3 separate regions of the Homo sapiens genome follow, and regions 1 and 2 are each linked to region 3. A link is a contact called in ENCODE Hi-C or POLR2A ChIA-PET data. All regions are on one chromosome and are shown on one strand. Each heading gives the region's core, a stretch centred on a gene start or an enhancer-like site at or near the end of the contact. The rest is flanking DNA. Distances are from core to core; before and after follow the strand shown. Region 1 holds the start of B3GALT4 (beta-1,3-galactosyltransferase 4). Region 2 holds the start of HCG25 (HLA complex group 25). Region 3 has its middle 17 kb from the start of SMIM40.

Region 1 (4,278 bases), core at 1,321-3,820, 68 kb before region 3:
TCATATAAACTAAGCAGAAAATTACTCTTGGCGCTGGAGGCACTTAAGAATCCTACCTTGCCTCTTCCTGTCTTCTGGTGGTTGTCAGTAATCCTTAGTGTTCCTTGGCTTGTAGCTGCATTACTCCAATCTGTTGCTGTCATCTCATGGTCCTCTTCGTGTCTCTCTCATGATTTGTCATTGGATCTAGAGCCCACCCTAATCAAATATAACGTCATTTTACCTAATTATTTCCGTAACGACCTTATTTCCAAATAGGGCCACATTCTGATGTTCTAGTTGGACAAAATGAGGGGCAGGGCTCAGTATTCAGTTCCTCCTTCACTCTCCAAATCACTTTGGTTCATGAGTTCAGATGGCATGGGTGCTAGTGCTGGTGTTGATGTGATGCTACCAATGTAAGCATTAGTTTCTTTTTATAATAACTTGGGCAGTCAGTTCTGGGCACTGACAAAATTGAGTTTGTGATCTTGGAATACTTTGATTATGGGGATACAGTGATTTGCCTAAATAATTGTGACCCTTAGAGATTCTGAGGAACTGACAGCCCAATACCTTAATCAAAGCCTGTAACTCATAAGACCCTGGTTTACTGCATCAGCTTGGAGTGGCAGGCCCCTTGTTCTCCTAAATGCAAGAATCAGAAGGCACTTAGTGACAACTACATATGCTGAGCAATGGGGGAAAAAAAAGATACTGCCTGCTTTCAAAGGGTTGTCTGTAATACTAAATTCTGTGTTCATGATTCAGTCATACCCCTGAACAAAGTTACTTTTTTCTTTTTTTGAGACGGGGTCTCACTGTCGCCCAGGTTAGAGTGTGGTTGCGTGATCTTGGCTTGCTGCAACCTCCACCTCCTAGGTTCAAGCTATTCTGCTGCAGCCTCCCAAGTAGCTGGGATTACAGGCACCTGCCACCATGCTCAGCAACTTTTCTTGTATTTTTAGTAGAGACAGGGTTTCACCATGTTGGCCAGGCTGGTTTTGAACTCCTGCCCTCAATGTCATCTGCCCACTTGGGCCTCCCAAAGTGCTGGGATTACAGGCGTGAGCCACTGCGACCGGCCCAAAGTTAACCTTCTGTCGAACGGTTTATATCTGGAAAGGTGGGTGAGGAAAGGGTGACCTAGGGGATTGCAAAATAGATTATTGCAGATCCTACCTTTGTGAGCTTTTTGAATGAGGCTATAAAGGAATTTAAAAATCAGATTCAACACTAATTCCGAAACCCCTCACTTCATTCAGGGTGTGGGCCGAAGATATGCTCATGTGGTGTTGAGGAAAGCAGACATTGACCTCACCAAGAGGGCGGGAGAACTCACTGAGGATGAGGTGAGGACAAGGAAGGGGGCTGGGGGTGGGGTCAGCCTCAGAAAGGGGTCCATCTAGATCTGACCTTGGTCTGCCTGCCAGGTGGAACGTGTGATCACCATTATGCAGAATCCACGCCAGTACAAGATCCCAGACTGGTTCTTGAACAGACAGAAGGATGTAAAGGATGGAAAATACAGCCAGGTGTGTACTGAAATGAGGGCAGGATTAGAGGAAGGGTGGAGGGTCCTAACAGAATTGGGCATAGGAGGTCAGGGGATAAAACATCCCTTGCCCCCTCCTCTGAATCCAGGTCCTAGCCAATGGTCTGGACAACAAGCTCCGTGAAGACCTGGAGCGACTGAAGAAGATTCGGGCCCATAGAGGGCTGCGTCACTTCTGGGGGTGAGTGGGGGGTCTCATCTCCCTGCCTACCTCGACTCAGCATTCCTCCTACTCGCTCTTCTTTTTCCCCAACCTTTTGTTTCTGCTGTGCATGACCTGTGACTCTTCTCTTTTTACCTGCAGCCTTCGTGTCCGAGGCCAGCACACCAAGACCACTGGCCGCCGTGGCCGCACCGTGGGTGTGTCCAAGAAGAAATAAGTCTGTAGGCCTTGTCTGTTAATAAATAGTTTATATACCTATGGCTTCCTGTCCTTTCTGTCCATTCTAATAGGGAATGTTAAAGTGCTGGGTCCTTTTTCCATTTAGAGCTGCCCTACTCAGTTGCCCACACAGTGCTATTAGTTTTAGCAGTGGTGATGCTGCAGACCCCCCAGTCTCCCTATATGTAGCTAGTGATGTCCCTCTCTGTAAAGAGAAATGTGAGGGTAAAACAGTTCAGCCTTGAGGGGCTGACCCAGACCAGTTTAGAGACCAACACCCTGGGGTTGGTGTGCAGCATCATTGTGGAGTGGGTTAGCTGAGCCTAGCCAGTTGCAGTTAAGGTGAGTTTGCAGGTCTTGGTCACTCTGGGTTTTTTTGTTTTTGTTTTTGTTTTCTTTTAAGGGGTCATCTAGTCATAAGGGAAAATCCTTCGGGCTGTGACCGAAGCAACAAAGGCAAAAACGCGGACGTTGGTTATGAAGGGTGTGGTCTCCCTGGTGGAGTACGTCGGTGGGTTGGGATGGGGAGCGGCTGGACAGACCGGTCTCACTCCGTTTGGTGCCACTCCACCCGCCCGGGTTTCCGCGCCCTGCCGCGCTGCTCCGACGCCGCTTCCGGCGGGGATGGGAGCGCGCAACGCGGAAGCGGGCGGCAGACCGGCCGCCGGGGCGAGGCGGGGGAGGGGCCGTGAGTGCCGCAGTCGGCCAGCCATGGAGCGGAGCTTGCTGGCGGCGAGGCCGCGGCGACAAGGTAGCCACCCCCGCAGCATGCCTCGACCGCGGTCCGCAGCTGCACCGCCTCTCCCCGCCCCCCAGGGTGCGCTGGTCCCGGTCGCGCGCTCAGACCTCCGCATCCCGGGCGTGGTCGGTTAAGTCCCCGGCCGTGACCCAGGCCCGGGGAGCTAGTCTCCGCCCTTCGCTCTTACGGATCCCCTCGGAGTACGCCGCACCATGCAGCTCAGGCTCTTCCGGCGCCTCCTTCTCGCCGCTTTGCTGCTGGTGATCGTCTGGACCCTCTTCGGGCCTTCGGGGTTGGGGGAGGAGCTGCTGAGCCTCTCACTAGCCTCCCTGCTCCCAGCCCCCGCCTCACCGGGGCCGCCCCTGGCCCTGCCCCGCCTCTTGATCCCCAACCAGGAAGCTTGCAGTGGTCCCGGGGCCCCTCCCTTCCTGCTCATCCTGGTGTGCACGGCTCCGGAGAACCTGAACCAGAGAAACGCCATTCGGGCTTCGTGGGGCGGGCTGCGCGAGGCCCGGGGGCTCAGGGTACAGACGCTATTCTTGCTGGGAGAGCCGAACGCACAGCACCCCGTGTGGGGTTCCCAGGGGAGTGACCTGGCCTCGGAGTCAGCAGCCCAGGGGGATATCTTGCAGGCCGCCTTCCAGGACTCCTACCGCAACCTCACCCTAAAGACCCTCAGCGGGCTGAACTGGGCTGAGAAACACTGCCCCATGGCCCGATACGTCCTCAAGACGGACGATGATGTGTATGTCAACGTCCCTGAACTGGTATCAGAGCTGGTCTTGCGAGGGGGCCGTTGGGGGCAATGGGAGAGAAGCACGGAACCCCAGAGAGAGGCTGAGCAGGAAGGAGGCCAGGTTTTGCACAGCGAGGAAGTGCCTCTTCTGTACTTGGGCCGGGTGCACTGGCGCGTGAACCCCTCTCGGACACCGGGGGGCAGGCACCGCGTATCAGAGGAGCAGTGGCCTCACACCTGGGGCCCCTTTCCACCCTATGCCTCAGGCACGGGGTATGTGCTGTCAGCGTCTGCTGTGCAGCTCATTCTCAAGGTGGCCAGCCGGGCACCCCTTCTCCCATTAGAGGATGTCTTTGTGGGGGTAAGTGCCCGACGAGGAGGCCTCGCCCCAACACAGTGTGTCAAGCTGGCTGGTGCCACCCACTACCCGCTAGACCGGTGCTGCTATGGGAAATTCCTGCTGACGTCCCACAGGCTGGACCCCTGGAAGATGCAGGAAGCCTGGAAGCTGGTGGGTGGCTCTGACGGGGAAAGGACTGCGCCCTTTTGCTCCTGGTTCCAGGGAGTCCTGGGCATCCTGCGGTGTCGAGCAATAGCCTGGCTTCAGAGCTGAGAGTGCCTGGGGCCACAGGAAAGGCAGGAACAGGACCTTCTCTCTCCCAGGCCCAACGCAGGGGCCCTCACTGGCTGCAGCTGATCTGTTTCCTTATACCAGATCCTCAGTCTCACTAAAGACAGCGATATGGGAGACACCCAGGGGCCTGGCCCGCCAGCCCAAAAGATGGTCATCGGGAAGAGAAAAAGAAAAAAATGCTGCAGTTGTTCTCTCAAGCTAGGGCAGAAGAGGGGTGTCAAGCTCCTCAATAAACTTGTCTCCACTTCTTCGA
Region 2 (4,217 bases), core at 484-2,983, 96 kb before region 3:
CTTTTGTCCACGTTCAGCAGCTCTGAAATTAATGCCAAGGCGAGCAAACGCCCGCCCCCCACCCCCTGCCGCCCTCGCCTTATGCCGAGACTTTGCTGTTGAACACGAAGTAAACGTTTCCCAGAAAGCCCAGTTTAAGAAACAATTCAGGGCGAGGTGAGGGCACAAAGGTAGAGAAATAAGGGGAAATGATATTTCTTTAAAGAACAGAGATCCCTGAATAGCACCGGGGGCCGTTACAGCCCATGAGGACATCTCCGAGTCCTTCTATATGACACTAGGGACCCCCGTGCCATATACAGACACTGTTCTCAGAGATTAGGAGGGGGAAAGAGGATATTGCCACAGTTCTGTCCTTCGAAATGACTCCAGATGCTTCTGAGTCTGTGAGGCCCCTGTGTCCGTCATCAGCAAAACAAGTGAGGGAGAAGTTTGAGGAGTGATGACCCTAGCAGTTATGGGTTTAAGCCTGGGAATCTTAAGCCACAGAGCAGAGGATTTGGGGGCTGAAGAAAAAGACCCTCCGCAGCTTCAGCGCGAAGAGGGCGGCGGGGACCGGGGTGGTGGGGGTGGAACCTCGCCGCCTTCCGAAGCAGGAGTAAGCTGCAGAGGCTGCGCGGGGGTTTGAGCGGAGCGAGAACAGCTCCTTCCCTTGATCATGCTGCCCTCCGGAGGTCAGTTTAGGTATCGCCGCTCCCTTTCACGCTGTTTTGTCTCTTCACCGTCTGTTCTGGATCATCCTGTCCAGAGAGACCGTTGGGTCAGAGGGTTCCTGTGGACCCCTGGGGCGAGCTTAATGTCCCCGAAAACTGCGTGCTCCAGTATCACTTGAATGCCCACCGGGTTCCGGAATCACGAGTCTCCAGAGCTGTCCCTTCGCCCCACGGCTCACATTCCAGGTCTGCCCCTCAGTGACTTCTGCAACAACACGCGCTTCTCGATCAGCTCTGAGGATTTGGGTTCTGCGACGGACAGGGGAAGGAAAGAAGGAAGGCTGTGAAGAACCGTGGTGCCTGCCTGCACAGCCCTCCTCGCGTGCGAGCATTAGTTGGCTAAAGTCGCCTGTCTCGACAGTCTCCCCTGCGGGGTATCTGGGGACCCTTTCTTTGGGAATCCACGCTCTTTGTCAGAGTAGCCAATGCCTCTCCTGTCCAAAATCTCATACCCTTGGCCCTTCTCCCGTCCTCGCGCTGAGGCTGGAGTCAGGTCAAATGTCAGAACATCTGGATGTCCCAAGAGTGACACCTGGGAGTGGGTGGGCAAGAAACCAGTAGCGGGAAGGGAAAGTGGAGGAGCAGAGGATTCCCGGGGCCGGCGTCTGGGGTGAGCTCGCGGCCCCTCAGAGCCTGGCACATCGCCGCCTGGCATCCGGCAGGCGTGAGGGAACGCATAGCGCAGCGAGTCAGGCGGGGTAAACCCGGAGCAACGCGGAGGCGGTGATCTGGGCAAGGGCGAGGTCAGTTAAGGACGCAGTTCTGGCCCCGCCCTCAAGGCACGCCTGGCCAATCAGGAATCGCTGATTCACCAAGCCTCTCCTCCTGCGCTCGCCCTCTTCTGCACTTCGGTCTCAGGCGCAAACACGTTCAAAGTCGCTAGGCCAAAGCGCTGAGATACGGTTTCCCAAGCCAATTAGAGAGCGGCTCTCGGATATGGGGCGGAACCCTGAAAAGGCGAGAGCTGAGATGCCGCTCCGTTCTGCCTTACCACGCCGCCCCCCAGCGTCCGCCAATTAGGAGAGCCCGGAGCCGGATCCACTCTCAGCCTCAGGAAGCAGCAGCCTCCGCTCCGCGGCGGGTGTGCTCGGCAGTCACAGACCCACTCAGGACACCTCCCGTTGCCGACGGGCTAGACCTGCATCCGAAGGGCCTAAGCGGGGAGGAACCGCTTTCCACCACTCTCCAGGGACCTGGGGAGGGAATGTTTAGGCCGTAGGGGTGGAGGACACAGGAAACGTAACATTTTTCCTTAACTGCGCCTCTCTTCTTAGGCCTTAAAGGGGTCCCCGTGTCTCTCCAGTCTAGAGCCTAAGTTCAAACGAGGCGTATAGGCGAGGACAGCAGGAAGGCTCCAAGTCAAACAAACGGATGGTACGAATTTCGCCTGGTCTAGCCCTGCCCCAACGGTGTGGGTGTGGGTTGGGTGCTGCAGCCCCCGAGCAAGGGGCTGTCACAGCCACAACCAGAGGAGCTATGGAGCTGCTACGGAGGAGGGATTCCAGAGTCAGCTTGGGCTTGTCCCAAGGGAGCCCTTGGGACAGTGTCTGGGGCTGCGCGGCCTGGTTCTCATCCCTTGCAGCATCTGCTATTTTAGCCAGGGGCCACCTTCCTCCAATGGCCTGGGAGTAGCTAGAGGTTAGAGGTTACACCCACCAGAAGGGATGTAAGCCCAGGAAGTAGTCAGAAAGGAAAGGTCATTCTAGAGATGGGGCCACCTGAAAAACCTTCAGGAGGAAGGAGAAAGGAAATGGGATAAGTGTCATGTCATACTAAATATTTATTTTCTGCAGACTGACTTCGGAGTAATTCTTGAGCCAGGAGGGGAGAGGTTAGTGTTCAAATTGCTGAGATCTTAGGTCAAAAAGCTACAGAAAAGAAATCACTTTGAAAAACACAATGACTCAGAGGCAGTCACCCCTTGCCAGCAATTCCAAGAGCTGAGGAGGCTTCATGCCTCAGGACATGGTGACTAGTTGAGTGAACCAGAGATTGAGGCAGTGGTTTTTACAGGGGAAGAAACAAGCCTTGGGTGTATGGGAGCAGGAAAGGAGGGTGACAGACTGGAGAAATGATAAAGGCCATTTTGGAAGCCCACAGGGAAGTGGTCTTGGGAAACCTGAAGACACTGGGATATTCAGAAGGCCAAGGGGATCCAGCTTATCCTGTTGGGCAAGGTGCTGGGAGTGAAGGCAGGTAAGCCATGTCAAGGGCCTGGGAAGCAAGGGGAAAACTGGAAGGGGTACCCCAGGTGAAGAAGGGTATGGAATGGGGTGCAGAAGTCCATGGAGATGACCGGCAGATCTCAGGGCGGTTTCTGGCACATCAGAAGTTGGGCTTATGCTTCTTGAGCTCCACCATAAGGTGGTGAATGTTGATGAGCTCAGCCCGGGCAGGGAGGGCTCGGAGCTGCGGCTGGGACAGCACCCGGTGGAAGCGATGATAGAGCTGGATCAGCTGGGTCAGCGCTCCCTGGTCAAAGAAAGTCATTGAGGGATCAAACCGTAAAATGGTGCTAATAGTGATGATTAAGAATCAGGTTAGGCGGCCAGGCGCAGTGGCTCACACTTGTAATCCCAGCACTGTGGGAGGCCATGGCGGGCAGATCACGAGGTCAGGAATTCGAGACCAGCCTGGCCAACACAGTGAAACCCCATCTCTACTACAAATACGAAAATTAGCTGGTTGTGGTGGCAGGCACCTGTAATCCCAGCTACTTGGGAGGCTGAGGCAGGAAAATCACTTGAACCTGGGAGGCAGAGGTTGCAGTGAGCCGAGACTGTGCCACTGCACTCCAGCCTGGACAACAGAGCTAGACTCTGTCTCAAAAAAAAAACAAAACAAACAAAAAAAAAAGAATCAGGTTAGGGCTCATACAGAACTTTGGGCACAGCTAGTAACTGAAGACCAAGGGTCACTTAGATGATGCTGAGCCCAGCAAAAAGATGGGGAAAATAATTAATGATGGGGGATCTGAGTGGGGCCTGGGACTTGCAGGTCACCTGAATGATACTGGTGCCATTTCTGAAGTTGGTGAAACTCCGCATTACATCCTGACTCAGAGATTCCACTGATGATTTCCAGGAACTACCAAAGCCACGGATCAGCTGAGTTACCCGGGCTAATAGCAGGAGGAAACAGTGTCAGAGAGGGATCTGGCTGATCTTCAACTCCACTAAGTTCTCCCCAAGGTATAGCCATCCTTATCATCAAACCCTCTTTTCTGGTATTCTCTCAATCCAGTCTTTCATACTCTATTCCCCCACCATGTAATCTGCATCCTTTCATTTTTCTTTTCCACTTCCCTTACCACTGATCCCATCATTACCATATTTTCCTCATACCTTCTTCCCCTCGAAGTCGCTCAGCCTGTCCACGCTCAATCAAAGCCTCAGCCTCCTTCACAAATGCCACTAAACCCCCAAAAGGGGGAGACAGCAACTCTTCAATGAATTCCTGGAAAGACACAAACACATATACACAGGTGTCCTGGTGTCAGCAGAT
Region 3 (4,232 bases), core at 111-2,610:
AGTACCAGTTTCCTTTCCCCACCCCATCAGCTGAGTGTGTTATCAAACTTTTTTTTTTTTTTTTTTTTTGAGACAGAGTCTCTCTCCATCGCTCAGCCTGGAGTGCAGTGGCATGATCTCGGCTCAATGCAACCTCCACCTCCTAGGTTCAAGCCATTCTCATGCCTCAGCCAATAGCTGTGATTACAGGTGCATGCCACCACCGGCTGATTTCTGTATTTTTAGTAGAGACAGGGTTTTGCCATGTTTTTTTGTTTGTTTTGAGACAGGATCTTTCTCTGTTGCCCAGGCTAGAGTGCAGTGGCATGAACATGGATGGTTCACTGCAGCCTCGACCTCCTGGGTTCAAGTGATCCTTTTGTCTCAGCCTCCCAAGTAGCTGGGATTCCAGGTGGGAGCCACCATGCCCTCCTAAACTCTACCTTTTGGTGAGAGTGACTAGCCACCAAGGCACACTGTAAAGGCCTCAGATAACAGGAAGTGGTAGAGAACTGCAGCCAATCTAACACCTAGACAAATTCAAGGTGGGACCTATCAGGTACTATGCTTGTTACTTGGGTGATTAAATTACCTGTACACCAAAGCCCCATGACACACACTTTACCTATATAAGGAACCTACACATGTACCCCTGAACCTAAAGTAAAAGTTAAAAAATAAAATAATATAATTCAAAGTTTGGGCTACAGAGTATAAGTGAGAGATATTCAGCTACTGGGAGTTTATAAAAGACACACAAACATCGCACAAGAGCAAAAGTCAATTTGAACATCCACCACAGCCAGAGGAAACCAAAACCACTTCCAGTGTATGGCCGTCAGGTAAAGCATTTTGTCCCCCTCACCTCCTCTGCTTCTGGCTGTGAGGGAGAGGGTGGAGAGTCAGACACAGGAAGGCAAGAAAGAAATTCTTGAGGAAGCCAGCCACTCTGCCAGTTTCACACTGGCAGCTTCCCATGTCAAACCACTCAGTCGGAGCTGGCCGAGAGAAAAAACGTAATTCAGAATGATGCTTGGAGGATTTTTTTTTTTGTTCCAAGGATTGAGCAGGTATGCTCTGTGGCCTGCCTGAGTTATCTTTCATGGGCAATGGAAGAACTAGCCCCACACAACATATTTAAAGGGGTGGGGACACTTGAGTGTGGGGGGTGCACAGCAACATATTCAAGCTTATGTACATGGCATCTGAGGTCGGGGCATGGAAGAATACTGAGGCACTGTGTGTATGTTATTTGTGCGTGAGAATGAAATTCCTTGACCCTGAAAACAGGACAGGGAGTGGAGTGTGTGGTGTGATAAGGAACGCTGAAAACAGCCTCCTGAGAATGCGGTTTGAGTGCTTTTACGAGGCCGCAGGTGTCTCACGACCCGACCTCAAAAAGCCATCTAGTGGATGTTTGTGGTTTAACAAGCACTTTCAATAAATACTTGGCAGACGGATGCTGGGGCGGGTTCTCTTAGAAGAAATGCCCCCCCCATTCCCCCGGCCCCACTCAGCTGGAATTGTCTAAGAACTCATTCTTGGCGTTCACTGCAAGCTATAAACTCTGCAAGTGGTGCACCCGACGTGATCGCCTTGAAGTTATGCGTGAAAGGAGGAGAGCTCATCAATTTTAAGAAAATCCCGGTAAGGGACAGTCCTGACTACCATCAGGTGGACAGGACCCACGCGAAAAATACCAGGGGTTCGGTTATCATGGGTCAGGAAATGAACAAAGAATAATTTTTTTTTTTTTTTGAGATGGAGTCTCACTCTGTCGCCCAGGCTGGAGTGCAGTAGCGTGATCCCGGCTCACTGCAACCTCCACCTCCCTGGTTCAAGCTATTCTCCTGCCTCAGCCTCCTGAATAGCTGGGATTACAGGTGCACGTCACCCCACAACAGGACTTAATTAACCTTGCCTTCAAGGTGTACAATAATAGAGAAAAGTTACAATTACTTGCCTCTGCTGTGAGACAAAACCCAGCTGCACCTCCAGCACACGAGAACTTCAAAATGCCTAAGCCGCACATGCCTAAACCGCAGTGGTCAAGCATTCCTACAGGACCTTCTTCATCAGGATCTTGCTTCAAGTGCCAGAAATCTGGCCACTGGGCCAAGAAATGCCCACAGCCCGGGATTCCTCCTAAGCCGTGTCCCATCTGTGCAGGACCCCACTGAAAATCAGACTGTCCCACTCGCCTCGCAGTCACTCCCAGAGCTCTGGGATCTCTGGCCCAAGACTCTCTGACTGACTCCTTCCCAGATCTTCTCAGCTTAGCGGCTGAAGACTGATGCTGTCTGATCACCTTCGAAGCCTCCCGGGCCATCACGGACACTTTGGGTAACTCTTACAGTGGAGGGTAAGTCACCCTTCTTAATCAATATGGAGGCTACCAACTCCACATTACCTTCTTTTCAAAGGCCTATTTCCTTTGCCTCCATAACTGTTGTGGGTATTCATGGCCAGGCTTCTAAACCTCTTAAAACTCCCCAACTCTGGTGCCAACTTGGACAATATTCTTTTATGCACTCCTTTTTAGTTATCCCCACCTGCCCAGCTCCCTTATTAGGTCGAGACATTTTAACTAAATTATCTGCTTCCCTGACTAATCCTAGGCTACAGCCACATTTCGTTGCTGCCCTTTTCCCCAGTTCAAAGCCTCCTTCACGTCCTTCTCTTTTATCTCCTCACCTTAATCCACAGGTATGGGACACCTCTACTCCCTCCCTGGTGAACTATCCACGCCCATTACTATCCCATTAAAACCTAATCACCCTTACCCCGCTCAATGCCAGTATCCCATCCCACAGCATGCTTTAAAAGGATTAAATCCTGTTATCACTCACCTGTTACAGCATGGCCTTTTAAAGCCTATAAACTCTCCTTACAATTCCCCCATTTTACCTGTCCAAAAACCAGATAAGCCTTACAGGTTAGTTCAGGATCTGCGCCATATCGACCAAATTGTTTTGCCTATCCACCCTGTGGTGCCAAACCCATATACTCTCCTATCCTCAATACCTCCCTCCACAACCCATTATTCTGTTCTAGATAAACCTAGCTGACCCCATAGATCCTAAATCCTTTCTCCTCTCCCCTTTCCATTCCTTAAAACACAGCTCCCACACTAGCTCTCCATGACTCATCCCGACCCTTTTCATTACACACAGCCGAAGTGCAGGGCTGTACAGTCAGAATTCTTACACAAGGACCAGGACCGCACCCTGTAGCCTTTTTGTCCAAACAACTTGACTTACTGTTTTAGGCTGGCCATCATGTCTCCGTGCAGTGGCTGCCACTGCCCTAATACTTTTACAGGCCCTCAAAATCACAAACTATGCTCAACTCACTCTCTACAGTTCTCATAAATCTATTTTCTTCCTCACATCTAACACGTATACTTTCTGCTCCCCGGCTCCTTCAGCTGTACTCATTCTTTGTTGAGTCTCCCACAGTTACCATTGTTCCTGGCCAGGACTTCAATCCAGCCTCCCACATTATTCCTGATACCACACCTGACCCCCATGACTGTATCTCTCTGATCCACCTGACATTCACCCCATTTCCCCGTATTTCCTTCTTTCCTGTTCCTCACCCTGATCACACTTGGTTTATTGATGGTAGTTCTACCAGGCCTAATTGCCACACACCAGCAAAGGCAGGCTATGCTATAGTATCTTCCACATCTATCATTGAGGCTACTGCTCTGCCCCTCTCCACTACCTCTCAGCAAGCTGAACTCATTGCCTTAACTCGAGCCCTCACTTTTGCAAAGGGACTACATGTCAATATTTATACAACTCTAAATATGCCTTCCATATCCTGCACCACCATATTGTTATATGGGCAAAAAGAGGTTTCCTCACTACGCAAGGGTCCTCTGTCATTAATGCCTCTTTAATAAAAACTCTTCTCAAGGCCGCTTTACTTCCAAAGGAAGCTGGAGTCATTTACTCCAAGGGCCATCAAAAGGCGTCAGATCCCATCGCTCAGGGCAATGCTTTTGCTGATAAGGTAGCTAAAGAAGCAGCTAGCATTCCAAATTCTGTCCCTCACGGCCAATTTTTCTCATTCTCATGGGTCACTCCCACCTACTCTCCTGCTGAAACTTCTACCTATCAGTCTCTTCCCACACAAGGCAAATGGTTCTTGGACCAAGGAAAATATCTCCTAACAGCCTCACAGGCCCATTCTATTCTGCTGTCATTTCATAACCTCTTCCATGTAAGTTACAAGCTGCTAGCCCACCT

Evidence for each region. Hi-C counts contacts between places; a loop is a spot of excess contacts on that map. ChIA-PET counts read pairs that join two places held with the same protein, here RNA polymerase II (POLR2A). Pooled maps may share reads with other maps.
Region 1: a map of B cell shows a loop between it and region 3 (12-fold over the local background). The contact joins the promoter of B3GALT4 here to the enhancer-like site in region 3. A Hi-C loop is called at or near these places in 20 of 168 maps with a recorded cell type or tissue (B cell, CD4-positive, alpha-beta T cell, CD4-positive, alpha-beta memory T cell and 15 more), 35 of 37 single-sample maps with no recorded cell type and 26 of 50 pooled maps. POLR2A ChIA-PET finds 5 or more read pairs at or near these places in 25 of 52 experiments (A673, AG04450, B cell and 21 more).
Region 2: a loop to region 3 is called in a map of B cell, with 13 times the contacts of the local background. The contact joins the promoter of HCG25 here to the enhancer-like site in region 3. A Hi-C loop is called at or near these places in 5 of 168 maps with a recorded cell type or tissue (B cell, CD4-positive, alpha-beta memory T cell, CD8-positive, alpha-beta T cell and 1 more), 3 of 37 single-sample maps with no recorded cell type and 13 of 50 pooled maps. POLR2A ChIA-PET finds 5 or more read pairs at or near these places in 9 of 52 experiments (CD4-positive, alpha-beta T cell, CD4-positive, alpha-beta memory T cell, Caco-2 and 6 more).

What each region holds. Positions count from the first base shown.
Region 1 is chr6:33,274,553-33,278,830 of GRCh38, forward strand. B3GALT4 (beta-1,3-galactosyltransferase 4) reads left to right here and starts at 2,571. Exons shown (of 1, transcript NM_003782.4): 1 at 2,571-4,273. The coding sequence starts at 2,868. The coding sequence ends at 4,004. It overlaps RPS18 (ribosomal protein S18), which reads left to right. Exons shown (of 6, transcript NM_022551.3): 3 at 1,245-1,331; 4 at 1,413-1,514; 5 at 1,624-1,715; 6 at 1,839-1,959. The coding sequence ends at 1,914. RefSeq lists enhancers at 1,969-2,701, 3,436-4,167.
Region 2 is chr6:33,247,803-33,252,019 of GRCh38, forward strand. It overlaps HCG25 (HLA complex group 25), which reads left to right and starts at 1,734. Exons shown (of 5, transcript NR_044997.1): 1 at 1,734-1,853; 2 at 1,988-2,087; 3 at 2,814-2,909; 4 at 3,711-3,904. It overlaps VPS52 (VPS52 subunit of GARP complex), which reads right to left. Exons shown (of 20, transcript NM_022553.6): 18 at 4,058-4,169; 19 at 3,716-3,834; 20 at 2,476-3,185. The coding sequence ends at 3,039.
Region 3 is chr6:33,344,036-33,348,267 of GRCh38, forward strand. No RefSeq gene overlaps it. Among named protein-coding and RNA genes, the nearest start is that of SMIM40, 17 kb to the left of the region's middle. RefSeq lists a silencer at 3,044-3,244. Within about 2 kb of position 1,361, at least 12 of the 41 ENCODE cell types and tissues checked have a DNase peak (open chromatin) inside an H3K27ac peak, as active enhancers do; they include B cell, CD4-positive, alpha-beta T cell, CD8-positive, alpha-beta T cell and 3 more, where a contact is called at or near this core.